Regions from separate parts of the Homo sapiens genome. Here all the other regions are linked to region 1. The links are chromatin contacts, found by Hi-C or POLR2A ChIA-PET in ENCODE. All regions are on one chromosome and are shown on one strand. Each heading gives the region's core, a stretch centred on a gene start or an enhancer-like site at or near the end of the contact. The rest is flanking DNA. Distances are from core to core; before and after follow the strand shown.

Evidence for each region. A loop is a pair of places that touch in the nucleus more often than their neighbours do. ChIA-PET counts read pairs that join two places held with the same protein, here RNA polymerase II (POLR2A). Pooled maps may share reads with other maps.
Region 2: a pooled map shows a loop between it and region 1 (4-fold over the local background). The contact joins the enhancer-like site here to the promoter of AKT2 in region 1. A Hi-C loop is called at or near these places in 5 of 50 pooled maps.
Region 3: a loop to region 1 is called in a map of heart right ventricle, with 3 times the contacts of the local background. The contact joins the promoter of LTBP4 here to the promoter of AKT2 in region 1. A Hi-C loop is called at or near these places in 11 of 168 maps with a recorded cell type or tissue (B cell, CD4-positive, alpha-beta T cell, CD4-positive, alpha-beta memory T cell and 7 more), 22 of 37 single-sample maps with no recorded cell type and 24 of 50 pooled maps. POLR2A ChIA-PET finds 5 or more read pairs at or near these places in 12 of 52 experiments (A673, BJ, HEK293T and 9 more).
Region 4: a loop to region 1 is called in a map of CD8-positive, alpha-beta T cell, with 2.7 times the contacts of the local background. The contact joins the promoter of ZNF546 here to the promoter of AKT2 in region 1. A Hi-C loop is called at or near these places in 2 of 168 maps with a recorded cell type or tissue (CD8-positive, alpha-beta T cell and naive thymus-derived CD4-positive, alpha-beta T cell), 3 of 37 single-sample maps with no recorded cell type and 14 of 50 pooled maps. POLR2A ChIA-PET finds 5 or more read pairs at or near these places in 3 of 52 experiments (HEK293, Panc1 and activated B cell).

What each region holds. Positions count from the first base shown.
Region 1 is chr19:40,284,028-40,287,956 of GRCh38, forward strand. AKT2 (AKT serine/threonine kinase 2) reads right to left here and starts at 1,318. Exons shown (of 14, transcript NM_001626.6): 1 at 1,154-1,318. RefSeq lists enhancers at 343-482, 1,639-2,470 and a silencer at 853-1,352.
Region 2 is chr19:40,661,193-40,665,121 of GRCh38, forward strand. No RefSeq gene overlaps it. Among named protein-coding and RNA genes, the nearest start is that of NUMBL, 27 kb to the right of the region's middle. RefSeq lists a silencer at 1,726-2,005. Within about 2 kb of position 1,764, at least 35 of the 41 ENCODE cell types and tissues checked have a DNase peak (open chromatin) inside an H3K27ac peak, as active enhancers do.
Region 3 is chr19:40,599,594-40,603,522 of GRCh38, forward strand. It overlaps LTBP4 (latent transforming growth factor beta binding protein 4), which reads left to right and starts at 1,776. Exons shown (of 30, transcript NM_001042545.2): 1 at 1,776-2,044. The coding sequence starts at 1,795. RefSeq lists a silencer at 1,710-1,859 and an enhancer at 3,041-3,564.
Region 4 is chr19:39,994,381-39,998,309 of GRCh38, forward strand. It overlaps ZNF546 (zinc finger protein 546), which reads left to right and starts at 2,680. Exons shown (of 7, transcript NM_178544.5): 1 at 2,680-2,777; 2 at 3,481-3,535; 3 at 3,868-3,929. RefSeq lists enhancers at 1,828-2,329, 2,315-2,494, 2,330-2,829, 2,502-2,796 and a silencer at 3,615-3,714.

The sequences.
Region 1 (3,929 bases), core at 68-2,567:
CCCACGAGTGAACTCCTGCTGCTTCTCTGGGAAGGTAGGAGTGGATGAAGTTGAAAAGCAGCCCATTGGAGGCTCTAGTTACTCCAGCCCAGGCGTCTTGCTGAGCCCCAAGAGGTCTCCAAATGAGAGGAAGAGGTCCTCACAATCCCAAGATCAAGATGCCCCCAGAGAGCTTCCCTGGGGGGAAGAGGTGTTCCCCCAAACACTCCTTCCTCCCAAGTTTTAACAAGCGGGTGCAGGGGCACGGCTCCTCAAATCCAAGCCCAATCCCTCTTCCTCTTCAGAATGTTAAGGCTCAGACAACTTCAGTGACTTCTAACACAGCTTTCCTCCCTCCCCTATGGAAGGAAAGAACTGTTACTGCCTGGTAAATAATCTGAGAGGGTAATGGAATCCAGAGCAGCACCTCCATGGTCCAAAGCACCCCAGTAACCATGACGTTCCCTCCAGAGTCGTTAAGAAGTTCAATAAAGGCTGAGATCAGTGTAAACCCCCAACGCCACACACGTCAAATACAGGAAACAGAAACCCCTCCTCACCAATCGGCATCACAGTCCTCCCAAAATACGCCCCTAAAACCCACTAGGGCCTGTCCCGCCCCGTCCCAGTCCCTTAAAGATCACAAACATCACAGTCCTCTGATTTGGGTTCCCCTACGTTCTAAGCAGGGCTCCCCCAACGCCGTGGTGATATAACCCAGCCACAGTTGGGGAAGCATCCTCCCCAGAAGCCCCCACCCCTGTAAATACAGCACAGCAACGGCTTCCACAGCGCCAAAAAGGTACAGCCCTCTACACTTGATGCGGCGCGCCCCCTCGATAGCTTAGCCCGCGCACGCCAGGCTCGATCTGCCCGCCGCGCCCGAAAGGTCCAGCCCCCGGCCCGCGCACGCTGCGGCCTGCGCTCCCCGTCCCGCAAACTTGCAGCGCTCCCCCCACCGCCTCAGTGGTATGGCCCGCCGCCACCGCCCCGGCCCCCCGAGGCTGGTCCCACCGCCCCCGCTCGGCCACCCCCACTCAGCTCCTGAAGGAGGGGCTCGAGGGCCGCGGTCCCCCCGCCGGGCACGGGTGGTACAGCCCATCGCGGCACCGCGGGGGGCCCGGACGCGACCATCGTGGGGGGGGCGTTCGGGGACACGCGCTGGCGCACTCACCTGTCACCGGCAGCCGCCCAGCCTCTCCGGCGGGGCTCTACCCCCGCCCATCGCCACGCTGCGCTGGTTCCCTTTCCTTGTGTTTCCCGGCAGCGGCAACGGCGCCGGCAGCGGCAGCGGCGGCGGCGACGCCTCCTCCGAGGCAGGCCCAACGGCTAGCACGGCGCGGCCCCCCCCGCCCCCTCCCCCCAGCCCCCGCTTACCGCCCCCTCCCACCCTCTGGACGGAAATACCGCCCTCTCGCGCCACAAACAGGAAGTGACGTACAAAGAGCCAGAGACGAACTCTGAGAGAGCGAGAGCGCAAGAGCAGGGCAGAGAAGGAGGCGGGCTCACAGCAGGGCGCCTGCGCACATTAGACAACTTTGGGCCTGTGTGGGTTAGAGATGGGCCTCGCTAGGCCGTGGGGCGGAAAGGCGAGATGGGGCTACGCAGGCGCACTAGGACTCCGACGTCTGCTTTCCCTAGGGCCTAGCCGTAGTGATTATTTCCCGGCAGCCCCTAGTCCGTATTTACATACGCTTTGATCTTGTTTTACTCAGTTCTGGGTTCTGACGCTCTTAAAGGACCCCGGAGCGGGAGTTAGTTAGGAGGGGTTTCCTTTTCAGTGTGCTCGTCATGGTTGAGCTCAGGCTCTGAAGCCACACAACCCCAGACTTGAATTTCCTCCTTTCTGGTGACTGTGGGCAGAAGGCTTGACCGTTTTCTGTGCCTCAGTATCCACATCTGCTAAATGGAAACAATCATCGCTGTGTCGCTGGCTTTTGAACCATTTTAATGTAAACAAAACGGTTTTTACCAATTAGTTCATTACTGCAAGATATTAATGCCACCTGCTCTCATCGTACATATTCCAGTGAATCTGGGATATAACATTTTATAATGCAACTTGGGCCCATAAAGGCCTTAAAATCACCCTGCGGCCGGGCGCGGTGGCTCACTCCTGTAATCCTAGCACTTGGGGAGGCCAAGGCAGACGGATCATGAGGTCAGGAGTTCGAGACAGCCTGGCCAACATAGTGAAACCCCGTCTCTACTCAAAATACAAAAAAAAAAAAAAAAGCCGGGCATGTCGGTGTGTGCCTGTAATCCCAACTACTTGGGAGGCTTGAGGCAGGAGAATCGCGTGAACCCGGGAGGCAGAGGTTTCAGTGAGCCGAGATCATGCCATTGCACTCCGGCCCGGGCGACAGTGCAAGTCTCCGTCTCAAAAAAAAAAAAAAAAAAGAAAAGAAAGAAAAAAGAAAAAAAATGACCCTGCAAGAAAAGAGCTTTGCACAGATCCTAATCCGTATATTAGCTAGTATACTGGACAGCTGTGAGACATCTGGCTCCCAGCCCCTCCTCTCTCATAGGGGATTGTGCTGCCTCCTGAATTTGGGTTCCAGTATGCCATATAACTTGGCAATTGTATGCATTGGTAAGTGAGAAAAATGCCTGACTGAGAGTTGAATCCTGGGTCCACCTCAGTCTGTGAGAGTGTTTCAGGCAAATCCTGCTGAGGGTTCGGCTTTCGTTTTCTGAGACGTAAACCTAATGCTGGAACTAGCCCTTTCTTATTTGGTTTCTAGCTTGGAACTTGCTGCTTGGTATTCCTAATTCCCGGTCTTCCCCATCAGTCGGTGTTAATAACTCTGACCAATGCCTCCCCCTTCACAGCCCTAACCATTTTCATCTATTACTGTCTGGTGACAGGTCTGTTTCCCCCACTGCACAGGAAACACAGTAAAGGAAGAGACCAAGACTGTCTCAGAGATCAGTGTGTATCCAACATTGCCCAGAGTGGGCTCTTGCAGAATGTTTGTTTCAAGCATTAGCCCTTCTGCCCTAATCTAGACTCAAGGTTACTGTGACCAACCCTCTTCACTCCTGTCCACACTGAACAGCTCACAGGCCATTCCCCTACGTCTAAGTCTCCCCTGGGCCAACTTGAATCCTAGCCCCTCCTAGGGCACTTAATTATGACACACTGAGATCTCACTGAAACCACCCATGTGCTTGTGTATAAACTCCTTGCAGCACTGGTAGTCAAGGGCAGTGGCTTTCTCTTTTTTTTTTTTTTTTTTTTTGAGACTCACTGCATCGCCAGGCTGGAGTGCAGTGGCGAGATCTTGGCTCACTGCAACCTCTGCCCTCTGCCTCCCAGGTTCAAGCGATTCTCCTGCCTCGGCCTCCTGAGTAGCTGGGATTACAGGCACGCGCCAACACGCCCAGCTAATTTTTTTGTATTTTTAGTAGAGAGGGGGTTTCACCATGTTGGCCAGGATAGTCTCCATCTCTTGACCTCGTGATCCACCTGCCTTGGCCTCCCAAAGTGCCGGGATAACAGGTGTGAGCCACTGCACCCGGCTCTTTCTGGTTTTGGTTTTTTATTGTTTTTTTGAGACAGGGTTTCACCCCCTCCGTCACCGAGGTTGAAATGCAGTGGCACAATCTCAGTTCACTGCAACCGACACCTCCCATGCTCAAGCGATCCTCCCACTTCGGCCTCCCAAGTACTGGGACCACAGATGTGCGCCACTATGCCCAGCTAATTTTTTTGTATTTTTGGTAGAGACGGAGTTTCGCCATGTTGCCCAGACTGGTCTCAGACTCCTGAGCTGAGGCGATCCACCCACCTTAGCCTCCCAAAGAACTGGGATTAGAGATGTGAGCCACCGCACTTGGCCTAATATTCTTTTTTTTTTTTTTTTTTTTTGACACAGTCTCACTCTGTCTCCCAGGCTGGAGTGCAGTGGTGCCATCCGCCATCTCGGCTCACTGAAACCTCCGCCTCC
Region 2 (3,929 bases), core at 514-3,013, 380 kb after region 1:
TTTTAGTGTCTCAAACTAGGTCCTGTTCAGACAAGTTATAACAAGTTAGTATGAATTTATTTTGGTGCAAAAAAAAAAAATTGAACTCCATGCATAGTTTTTTCATAATACACATTTTCCATGAATTTTTGGAAGACCCTTCTTTTTCTCTCTTTTTTTTTTTTTTTTTTTTTTCTGTAGAGATGGTCTTGTTCTGTCACCCAGGCTGGAGTGCAGTGGCACAATCATGGCTCACTGCAGCCTCGACCTCCTGGGCTCAAGCAATCCTCCCACCTCAGCTTCCTGTTACTGGGACTATAGGTGTGCACCACCACACCTTGATAATTAAAAAAAAAAATTTTTTTGTAGAGATCGGGGTGGGGGGGGGGGTCTCACTATATTTTCCAGGCTGGTCTTGAACTCCTGGCCTCAAGTGACCCTCCCCAATCAGCCTCCCAAAGTGCTGGGATTACAGGCACAAGCCACAGTGCCTGGCCAATAAATGTTTTTTGAATGAATGAAGAAATTAGTGCATGGACATATTTTCCCATCAGCTATTACAATAACCAGACTCTGAGTTCCCTGAAGGCAGGGCCTGTGAGTTTCATTGTGTACCCTCAGCCCTCAATAGCTGATAAAAATAAATATTCAGAAAATGCTTGTAAAATGAAGAAGAGAATATGTATGGGACAGAAAGTAGACCAGTGGTTGCCTGGGGCTGGGACAGGGAATAGGGAGCGACTGCAAATGGGCAGAAGGGATCTTTTCAGAGTGATGGAAATGTTCTTGAATTGGCTGTGATGGCTGCAGAACTGTAAAATCACCCAAAATCAGTAAATCACTTATAATAGGTGAATTTTATGACAGGTAGATTATACCTCAGTAAAGCTGTTAAAACAAAACCAGTGTTGAGGGAGGAAATAAATGTTACCTTGGTAATACTGAGGACTCAGTAGTTATCAAGACAGCTCTCTTCCCTGCCCTCATGAGGTTTTCTGTGCAGGGCGGGGACGCCGACCCATTATAGACAGTGACAGCCTAGAGCCATCACGGCGGGATGGTGGGGAGGGGACAGGCAGAGGGGTGGGAGGCCAGGATGGGGGAAGCCCGGGCAGAGAGGTTGGGCTGGAATGGGGGGCACAGGCAGAGGGGTCGGGGCGGGGACTGGTGAGGTGCAGGCAGAGGGCAAAGGGGTCGAGGTCCAGATGGGAGATGTACAGGCAGACGGATCCGGGCCAGGGCGGGGAGGTACAGGCCCAGTTGAGGAGCATAAGGAACCATAGGAGCCCAAAGGAGGCGCCCGACCAGTCAGGGAGGACTTCCCAGAGGGGTGAATGGCTGAGCCAGGGCCTGAAGTATAATGTTCATGAATGCGACAGCAATTTTTTTTTTTTTGAGACCGAGTCTCCCTCTATCACTGGAGTGCAGTGGCTCGATTTCGGCTCACTACAACCTCCACCTACCGGGTTCAAGCGATTCTCCTGCCTCAGCCTCCCGGGTAGCTGGGACTACAGGCGCCCGCCCCCACGTCCGGCTAATGTTTGCATTTTTAGTCGAGACGGGGTTTCGCCATTTTGGCCAGGCTGGTCTTGAACCCCTGACCTCAGGTAATGCACCTGCCTCGGCCTCCCAAAGTGCTGGGATTACAGGCGTGAGCCACCGCGCCCAGCACAATTTTAATTTTTCTTAAACACTTTTCCTGCCTTAGCAAAGTCTTGGAGGGGCGGCCGCCCAGGCGCCGCGAGCGCAAGACCACGAGGGGGCGCTGCTTCACCACGCTAGAGGAGCGCTCCCGGCAACCACGTGGCCCCACAGGTGCGGGAGGTCGGCGAGCGCGCCTGGAGGGTGGACGGGGTAGGTTACGGCCAGGCAGCCCGGGGTGGCGCGTGGCCCTGCGCAGGGCAGTGGAAGCAGCGGGCCCCAGGGAGCATGAGACGCCGCGCTCCGTGGGGCGGTCCCAGCGCTGTGCAGCGAGGGGCCAGGGCTGTCCCCGGTCCTGCGCGGCCGGCTCCCGGAGAAACTGTGGCCTCCTGGGGGTGGAGCTTTAAAAAACAAAACAAAACAAAACAAAATCACCCAACAGGAAGCGGGGTGGGGGCGCCCGGCTCTGTCACCCGTGGAATGCATCAAAATAGCCTGCGCGGCCGGGGGCGGTTCCGGGAAAGGGGGCGGCCGCGAGGGGCGGGGCTGCAACGGAGGGCGGAGCTTCCCAAAGAACGGGAGAGAGGAGTGCAGAACCGGCCCCAGGGGGACGTCCTCCTGTTCCCCCAAAATGACCTCGATAGGCGTTTGTGTGGGATGGGGTTCCTGGGTAGGGCGGGGCTTTCCAGTGCGATGTCCCTGGTCTATTCTTAGCGGGCTGAAACCTGGAGAAGTGGGAGTGGGCGGTTGATCCGGGTTCCAGGGCCTCTTTGGAGCGAAAAGCTCCGTGGAGAGCCAGAGTCTCCATCCTGGGCGTGGGAGGGAAGATGGGAAATGGGCCAAGAGGAGCCTGTGGGAGGTCCTCCCCGGGACGGCCCCCTTCCATCTGCATCCGCGGGAACCGTTGTGGGGGCAGCTCTGAGAAAGGCTGCTCTGGGCGCAAGGAAGGGTGGTTGAACGAAGAGATCAGTCAGGGACGGGGTGGGGGTGCCTTGACTGTGTCCCAGATTTGCTGCGTGCTTCTGACCTCAGTTCCCCATCCTTCCAGTTGCTCAAATCCTCTCTGTCCCAGTCCTAGGCCGTTTCTGCCCCTCTCACTTCCTAGTGGTTTGCAGAGGGGAAACACTGAGGCTGCCTCTTCTGTGCCTGGCCCTGTGTTGGCACGGGGAAGTGACTGAGACGCCCCAGACCCCCTTCTCCCTCACAGTCCAGTGAGGCAGACAGACCTGCCACCAGATAGTGACAGCCCAGAATGAGTCATTGAGAGGACGGGGGAGGCACAGGCAGATGGGTCAGGGCTGGGATAGGGGAGGAGAGGGGCCTGTAGGATCCAAGGGGAGAGTGGGTGCTGCTGACTCAGTCTGGGGGGGTTGAAGAGCCGTCTGAACTTAGACCAAAAAGGTAGGATGGGGCCGGGCGCCTGTTATCCCAGCACTTTGGGAGGCAGAGACAAGAGGATCGCTTGAGGCCAGGAGTTCCAGACCAGATTGGACAACATAGCGAGACCCCCATCTCTACAAAATAATTTAAAAATCAGTTGGGCATAGTGGTGTACGCCTATAGTCCCAGCTACTCAGGAGGCTGAGGTGGGAAGATTGGTTGAGCCCAGGAATTCAAGGCTGCAATGAGCTATGATTGCCCCACTGCAGTCCAGCCCGGGTGACAGCGTGAGACCCCTGCCTCCAAAATAATAATAGCAAAAATACTGGGCTGGGCGCGGCGGCTCACACCTGTAATCCCAACACTTTGGGAAGCCGAGGTGGGCAAATCGCTGAGGTCAGGAGTTCCAGACCAGCCTGGCCAACATGGTGAAACCCAGTCTCTACTAAAAATACAAAAATTAGCTAGGTGTGGTGGCAAGGCATCTGTAGTTCCAGCTACTTGGGAGGCTGAGGCAGGAGAATCGCTTGAGCCCAGGAGGTGGAGGCTGCAATGAGATCACACCACTGCACTCCAGCCTGGGCGACAGAGTGAGACTCTGTCTCAAAAAATAAATAAATCCTAATGAAAGGATAGGATGGGGCTCAGGGCCTTGGAAGAGGGTCACCTTCTAACAAAAGGTATTTGAACGGAGTCCTAAAGAATGAGTAGCATTCTTCTGGGAAGTGCTGTGTCACCATGAAGGAAAGGGTGTTCTAGGCAGAAAGAATGACAAATGCAAAAGCTTGGAGGTGAGAGTGTGGCTTATCTCTGGCAGGGTCCTCTGCTCCCTGCCTGGGACATTCCCCCAACGTCATACCCCGACAGAGCTGTCTTAGGTCTCCTAGTCCTGGAGTCCACAAGCAGGTTAATGGGATGTAATGGAAACG
Region 3 (3,929 bases), core at 526-3,025, 320 kb after region 1:
AGGAACTCCTAGCTTTGCCCCCGTTTCCGCTCCTCCTCCCTTCCCCTCTCCCTCTCTCTCCCCCCTCCCTCCCCGGCTCTTTCTTTTGCTATCAGCCTGTCTGTCCGTTTCTATTTCATCCCTTGCCTGCCTATCTCAGGCTCTTCCCATCTCTGCATTATTTCTGTCTCTTTCTGTTTCTTTCTAGTTACCTGTCTCTTTTCCTCTCTCTCTTTCTCCCTGTGTCTCACTGCCTGCCTCTATGTCTAAGTCTCTCTGCCCCTTCTCTCTTTCTCTCCCCCAACCCCCATCATCTCTCTTTCTCTCAGGGTCTTTGTTTCTCTCCCACTAGAGGCCTGGTCCCCATAAATAGGTGTTGTGGGGGGAGGGTTGGGCAGAGCCGCTACTGAAAGACATTTTCCTGGCATGGAGGCCCTTTGGTGGGGAGGTCAGTTTAACCCGGTGACAGCAGCTTTTCCGTCCTCTCCCACCCAGGCTCCAGGAGGCCAGAGCTCTACTGAAGCGGCGGCGGCCCCGGGGGCCAGGGGGCCGGGGACTACTGAGAAGGAGGCCCCCACAGCGTGCCCCCGCTGGCAAGGCCCCGGGTAAGCACATCCGCCTTTCCTCCGCCTGGGGCGAGGGGGGTTCCGGGCCAGATAAAGCCGTCTGGTTCCCACGGTCCAGCCGCCGCCTACCCGCCCCCCGTTGTAGCTCAGCACCCACCCCCAGGACGAGGCCCCCTCTAGGGACCCCAGCGTCCGGCCGTGCGAGGTGAGCCCGGGACAGGACCAGACACAGGCCAGAGGCACTGACCCGCGGGGGTGGGGCCGGGAAGCCAGGCGTCCGGGCTCCCCGCGGCCGAAGAGGGAGGGCGCTGGCCCGTTAGAAAGCTCCGCCGAACCAGCCCAGACAACAAAAGCGATTGTGCGGGTTGGCGCCTGCCTGGGCACCAAATGCTCAAGATTGTGGGGCGGCTGGGGGCCAAAGGCCTCCTCCTGTTTCCCGAATCTTCCCCCTGCCCTCCTCCCGCTCCAGCTCTTGACCCCTAGTCTAGAACACCCCTCATCTCAAACACCCTCAAAACCCTCCTCTTGCTGTAGCCTTCAGCCCAGATGTGACCCCTCCCCCTAAAGTCTTCCAGATGTGAGCCTCGGGCCAGATGTTAGTACCCCCGCCCACAGCCTCCCTTTATCCATTGTGACTTCTCCCGCCAGGTGTGGCGTTCTGGCCAGATGTGGCTACATCTTCACATGTATCCCCCCCACCTCCAGCCTCCTGCCCAGGATCTAGACGCCCAATTCCTTTATGTGCCCAGGTGTAGCGACCCTTCTCCCATCCCTCAGATGTCCCACCTGGCTGTCCAGATGTACCATGATAGCCCCCTATCAAGATGAAGCCCCTTTCTCTGTGCCCCGGGCAGAAGAGGATCAACTCTTAGCTGTCTCCCCAAATGTGGCCCCCACTACTCTTAATGGATTTCCTCTTTATGGATTCAGCTCTGTCTGGGGGGAAACCCGCCCGCCCCCACCTGTTCCCTTCCCCGCCGCTCCCCTACAGGCCCGGTCCACTTGTTGGTGCGCGGATGGGGACAGAGGGGGCGCCCCGCTCACCCCTGCGAGTCTAGCGCCCAGCCTGCGAGCCTCTGGCTAAGCGCCCAGCCCCACGCGCCCCCGCGCGGCCGCCGGGGAGGGAGTGGTGAGGAGGGGGGGCCTGAGCGGGGGCGCGGGCGACCTCCCCCGCGGGCGGGCGGGCGGGTGCGGCCGGGCCCCTCGGGCGGGCTGGGGCGGCGGCGCGGCGGAGCGCGGCGCTGCAGCCATGGCGGGCGGCGTGCGGCTGCTCTGGGTGTCGCTATTGGTGCTGCTGGCGCAGCTAGGGCCGCAGCCTGGACTGGGCCGGCTCGGAGAGCGTCTCCGCGTGCGCTTCACCCCGGTCGTGTGCGGCCTGCGCTGCGTCCATGGGCCGACCGGCTCCCGCTGTACCCCGACCTGCGCGCCCCGCAACGCCACCAGCGTGGACAGCGGCGCTCCCGGCGGGGCGGCCCCGGGGGGACCCGGCTTCCGCGCCTGTGAGTGCGGGGTGGTGGTCCCGAGAGAGCGGCTCCGGGGGGGAGGAGGATCCCTGGGGATGGAGGAGACAGTCCTCCAGGGAGAGGGAGCCCAGATTCCATATGCAATAGTGCAAGGGAATATCAGGGGCTATTTGAGGAAGGGGGCCCCAAATTCCTGGCTTTTGGGGTTGGGTCCTGAGGGTTCCGATTTTGCAAGCAATGAGGGTTCTTAGAGGCCTGTGATGTCCCACGTGAGGGAATTGGCGCCAGCTTTCATGCTTTGCGTCAAAATGGGGATCTCAGAATTGAGGGGCCTGAGAACTTTTGGGAGGGGGGCTCGAATTCTGAGACGCTGAGTAAGGAGTCCCCGGGGACCAAGCAAGAGTCTCAGGACCGCATGGGGGACGTCTCAGTTTCTGTGTGTTTGGGTGGGAAGGTTCTGTATGGGAATGCCTGTGAGGTGGGGTACTAGAGAGAAGAAAGTTAATCCGAAGAACTAAGAGGGAGAGGGGACAGAGACGGGGGTTGTGTGTGTGTGTGTGTGTGTGTGTGTGTGTGTGTGTGGCGGCGGGGGTGGGGTGGGGGTGTCTCCGCAGGACCTGAGTTGCAGGGGTCCCACGTGCGACAGAAATCCAGATAAGAGGGCTTACGGAAGGGGCGCCCCCTGGGGGCGGAGGGGACAGGAGGTGTATGCACCAGGCACTCCTAGAGATGGGGAGCCTTGGGGGTTCAGGTGAGGTGGGGGAGGGCGCACCACCTGTTGTTCCAGGATGCAAAAGTGGGCAGACTCTCTGGGATCGGGCCTTCCTGCCCCCTACCCCGCAGACCCTATGGAGTGGGGAGTGGGGGCCCCTGGAGCGGAGAACTCGCCCAGCCTGGCCCCCAGCCAGCCCAGCCCGGCCGGCGTGAGCTCATCTCCCGCCTGAGCCCCCGCCCGCTGCCACTCCCTCTCTCCTCCCCTTCCTCCCTCTTTCTTTCACTCTTTCCCGGCCCAGCCCCAACGTGCCTGTGCCAGGCGCCATGCCCAGGCGGGTGCCAAGCCCTTGGGGGTGCAAGGAGTGGCATGTGAAGTGGGGGCTGACCTCAAAGGGACCCCTATGTCCTCAACTCCCCGCTTGGCCAGGGCTGTGGGGCATGACGTTGGCTGTGGCCATCTAGTGGCCCACCCTGGGTGTAGGCACCCCCAGGGAGCTGGCCTGCGGGCCTGCATTCAGGCCAAGAGAAGGCAGAGAAATGCCTCTGGAGCCTGGGAAATACCCTCAGACCTGGCTGGTTTCCCACCCCCTCCATCAGAGACCCTTACCATTCTGCAATTTTGATTCCTAGTTAAGCCTCTCCTAGGCCCCACTACTCAATTAAAAGCCCCCATTAGACCACCCTGGAGTCATGGCCCCACACTCCTACCTAAGGGAGCTGAGTTTTTGCTCCAGGCCCTAGACCCGCTCTCCAACCATGGCAACAGACTTTAGAGACCACTCCTCCAGTGAAATTCCCTCTCATTCTTCCCTCCCACCTCCCAAACTGTGCCTTTCCCCAGATAACTCTGTAGTATTGTCCAGAAGTCCTGTTCTTCTAGCTCACCCCCTTCCCCAGGAACTTCTGATCCCATTTATCTTCAGAGAACCCCAGGGTTGGTCTTGATAAGTGGGTTCTCGCAAGAGGACTCCAGACATTGTGCTCCTTACAGGCAGCCATTAATAAAAAGCCTTTGGCACTTAATCCTTAGCTGGGAGGGGAGGGGATTCCACAGAGGGACTCGGCCAATTGAGCCTCTTAAGTGCTGATGACTTCCAGGAATTCCACTTCACTATCTAAACCCTGTTTTCAGCACCGTCAAACTGGTTGTCTCCTAGGCGGCACTAGAGTCCTGTTTTCTAGGTAACTGTCCACAAAAGGACTCCTG
Region 4 (3,929 bases), core at 1,430-3,929, 290 kb before region 1:
ATAGGGCCTGTAGCCTCTTTCTTTTAGCCAATTTCTCCCTTTTGGAACAGGAATGTCTATCTAATGCTTGTACCCCCATTTTATCTTGGAAGTAACTAACTTGTTTTTGATCTTACAGGCTCATAGGAGGAAAGAACTTGCCTTGTCTCAGATGAGACTTCAGACTTTGGACTTTTGAGTTAATGCTGGAATTAGTTAAGACTCTGGGGGACTGCTGGGAAGGCAAGATTGTATTTTGAAATGTGAGAAGGCCAGGAGATTTGAGAGGGGCCAGAGGCAGAATGACATTGTTTAGATGTGTATCCCAACCCAAATCTCATACTGAAATGTAATCCCCAATATAAGAAGTGGGGACTGGTGGGAGGTGATTGGATCATGGGCGCAGATTCCTCATGAATGGCTTAGCAGCCCTTTGTTTCCATCCTCATAATAGTGAGTTCTTATGAGATCTGGACATTTAAACGTGTGTACCATCTCCCTCCTCACTCTCTTGCTCCTGCTTTCACCATGTGATGTGCCTGCTCCCATTTTGCCTTCCACCATGATTGGAAACTTCCTGAGGCCTGCTCAAAAGCAGATGCCACTATGCTTCCCGTACAGCCTGCAGAACTGTGAGCCAATTCAACATCTTTTCTTATAAGTTACCGAGTCTCGGGTTTTCTTTATAGCAATGCAAGAATGGACTGATACGGATATATACAGATATATACAGATATATATAGTGGGATGACTGGGTCATATAGTGGTTATATTTTTAATTTGAGAAAACTCCGGATATTTTCTATGTTTGTACTAATTTACATTTCCACAAATAGTGTACAAGTGTTCCCTTATATCCATACCCTCACCAACCCTTGTCGTCTTTTGTCTCTTTGATTACAGCTATTCTAACACTGTGAGGTGGTATCTCAGTGTGGTTTTAATTTGCATTTCTCTGATGATTAGTAATGTTGAGCATTTTTTCATATGGACACTTTTTTTTTTTTTTTTTAAAGATGGAGTCTCACTCTGTCACCCAGGCTGGAGTGCAGTGGCGCGATCTAGGCTCACTGCAACCTTCGCCTCCTGGGTTCAAGCAATTCTCCTGCCTCAGCCTCCTGAGTGGCTGGGATTACAGGACCCACCACGCACCACCACACCCAGCTAATTTTTGTATTTTTTTAGTAGAGACAGGGTTTCACCACGTTGGTCAGGCTGGTCTCAAACTCCTGACCTCACGATCCGCCCACCTCGGCCTCCCAAAGTGCTGGGATTATAGGCATAAGCCACCGTGCCCAGCCTTATATTGACACATTTTTAAGGGATTTGGGGGGGGGCAGGGGTTCTTTGCAACAATGTAAACATCCAGTCCCTCATCAAACTTTCAATTTTTTTTCACGTACTAATTTATATCAGTTTGGAATTATGATTCCCTCTGTTATTTAATGGGTTTTAATCTATAACTAGCATTATTTATTTTGATGCTCAAACCATGTCAAGTTTGGTCAGTGGAAGTCCCTTCAATCTGGTTTCCATGTCCTTTGAACACGTCCCCACCATTCTTTGAGCACTGCCTTACTTTCAAGCACAAGATGTTCCAAGTTCATTCTGAACTTTCCCTTCCCCAGCTCTGGAATCTGCCATTTCTCCATGGAGCCTTGCTCCTTTCAGTGGAGCATGGTATTTAGGAACCAAGGGCTGACTGCCTAATGTGCTTTCCAAGTATAATTTCCTCAGTCCAAGCTTTTCAAATTGATCTGCCAAAGACCCATTGCCAAAGATCCATTGCCAGAATATAAGAGTGGAAGGAAATTCTTAATATTTTTTGAAAGTTACTATTATTTTCATTTTTCTCTTTGTAAAAAATTCATTTAATTCAATATAAAAAGACAAAAATCTTTGGCACATAAATCGCAACTCTCTGATGCAAATGTTTAAATAAAGCTGATACTCCAAGAAGACGCAACATATTCTCTTTATCCCACAGACATATAGGCCTATGGTTGCAAACTTTTATACACACACAGAGTCACAATTCCACTGGCACCCGTGATGTTCCACATCCAGATTTTCCAAATCACACATTCTCATCTTCACATAGCCTTGCCGGCAACCACACGGCATAGTACCACATTGTTACGTCAAGCACAGCCAGTCTACCACAGAGCCTGTCGTCCCATTGACCAAAGTCACAAAAATCACAGCCCCGGGTATTTACTGTGGTTTTCTCCAGTCAGATCCCTTCACTCACTACACACTGACTCACACTCAAATTACACACACGCGGAAACACAACCCGCCAGAGCCAGAGAGGTTCCGTCGGTCCCGCAACCCTCACAGTGCCACACACACGCGCTCACAAGGCAAATACAAATGGCCAGGCACTCATTCTTTACAATACACATATTAAGCGCCTATTATGTACTACACGCCGGGACTACCTCAAGAGGTGAAACAAACAAAATCCTGCCTGGCGGAGCTATCGCCCAGTCCCGCACGCACTCGGCCTCAGGGTCACACTCGGCGGTCCCACGCTCAAGTGGCCCGGCCAGTGGCCCAGAGGCGTCTGTTCTCCTCCTCAGCTTCCTGCGTGGGTTCCTGGTAAGTGAGTCGAACCCGCCGGATGCGCGCGCGCCTGCGCCTCCGCCCAAAAGGATCAGTTTCCGGCTGTGGACTACATTTCCCAGAAGCCCCTTGGGCAGTGTTGCCTGGACCCCAAGGGCCCTTTACATTGCGTTCTTAACGGTTCAGTCACCTTAACCGTTATTATTCACTTGCGGGCGAGAAGTCCGAGCTAGGTGAGGCGGAACGGGACTCTTACGAGTAGGACTGGGGATAGAACTGCCGCCCAAAGTGAGGCGCTCCAGGGCCCAGACCTGGCGTGTCGTGCCCGCAGGGAGCCTCAGGCCTGTGCGTGCTTGGGGAGCGGAGAAGGGAAATTGTGTGACAAAATGTGGCAGACGGTGTATGTGTGTGTGTGCGCGCGACGGGGCGCCTGTCAGGACCGGGTTGGGCGGGTGTGGGTGCGGGTGTGAGGCTGAGACAGGTGCCTGGCTCTCTGGTGTGTGTCACTGACCCTCTACCCTCCTCACGGCCTCGGTGTTTGCACACAGCAGTGTCCCCAAGAGGGAAGTCAAATATCGAGCTCTGGGATGAAGGTTCCCAGCAAGAAGGTACAGACCTGGGTTGGCGATTGGACTTTTGAATTAGAAGTGTCCCTAAAACAGACTCCTGGGACGACAGGTTGGAAGACTGCGCAGTTGGAGCCGCTGTGTGGGCAGCTGCATGTTTCAGAACCACTGCATTCCCATACCTTTGATCTAGAAACCTGGTGTGAGTTCAGAGACAGATCCCAGCCTCACTCTCACACAGCTGTTATGTGCGTGAGGTCAGCACAGATGTGGCGCTGGAGGGGATATTCTAGGTCGGTCTGTGCTCTTAAGAAAGGCCTGCTGTCTCATGATTATTTTTCTTCCCCCATTCTGCTATTCATCAAAACAGGGATCCTGAAAAGGAGGGAACAATTGTTGTAGCAGGTCTAAAAGTTCAGGTCCAGGTAAGTTTATATTTCCTTTTTATTCATAAAATGGAAATCACACATTCTAATCCTCACACAGCCTTGCCTGCACCCAGTCATACGGCGTGGTACCACACTGCTATGTCAAGCACAGCCACAATCTACCACAGAGCCTGTCACCTCATTGCTCACAGTCACAAAAATCACATCCCCAGGTACTTTCTGTAGCTTTCATTTGCATTTTTCCCTTTGAAGAAGTTCATTTGATTCAATCTAAAAAGACTAAATTATTTGTCACATAAATTGCAACTCTCTGGTCTATATCTTTAAGTAAATCTTTAAATAAATGCATAAAATGTTTTTGTTTTTAGGAAATGGAAACATTGCTTTGCTTTTCCTGAATTGTCCAGTGACCTATCCCAGGCCTTCCTTT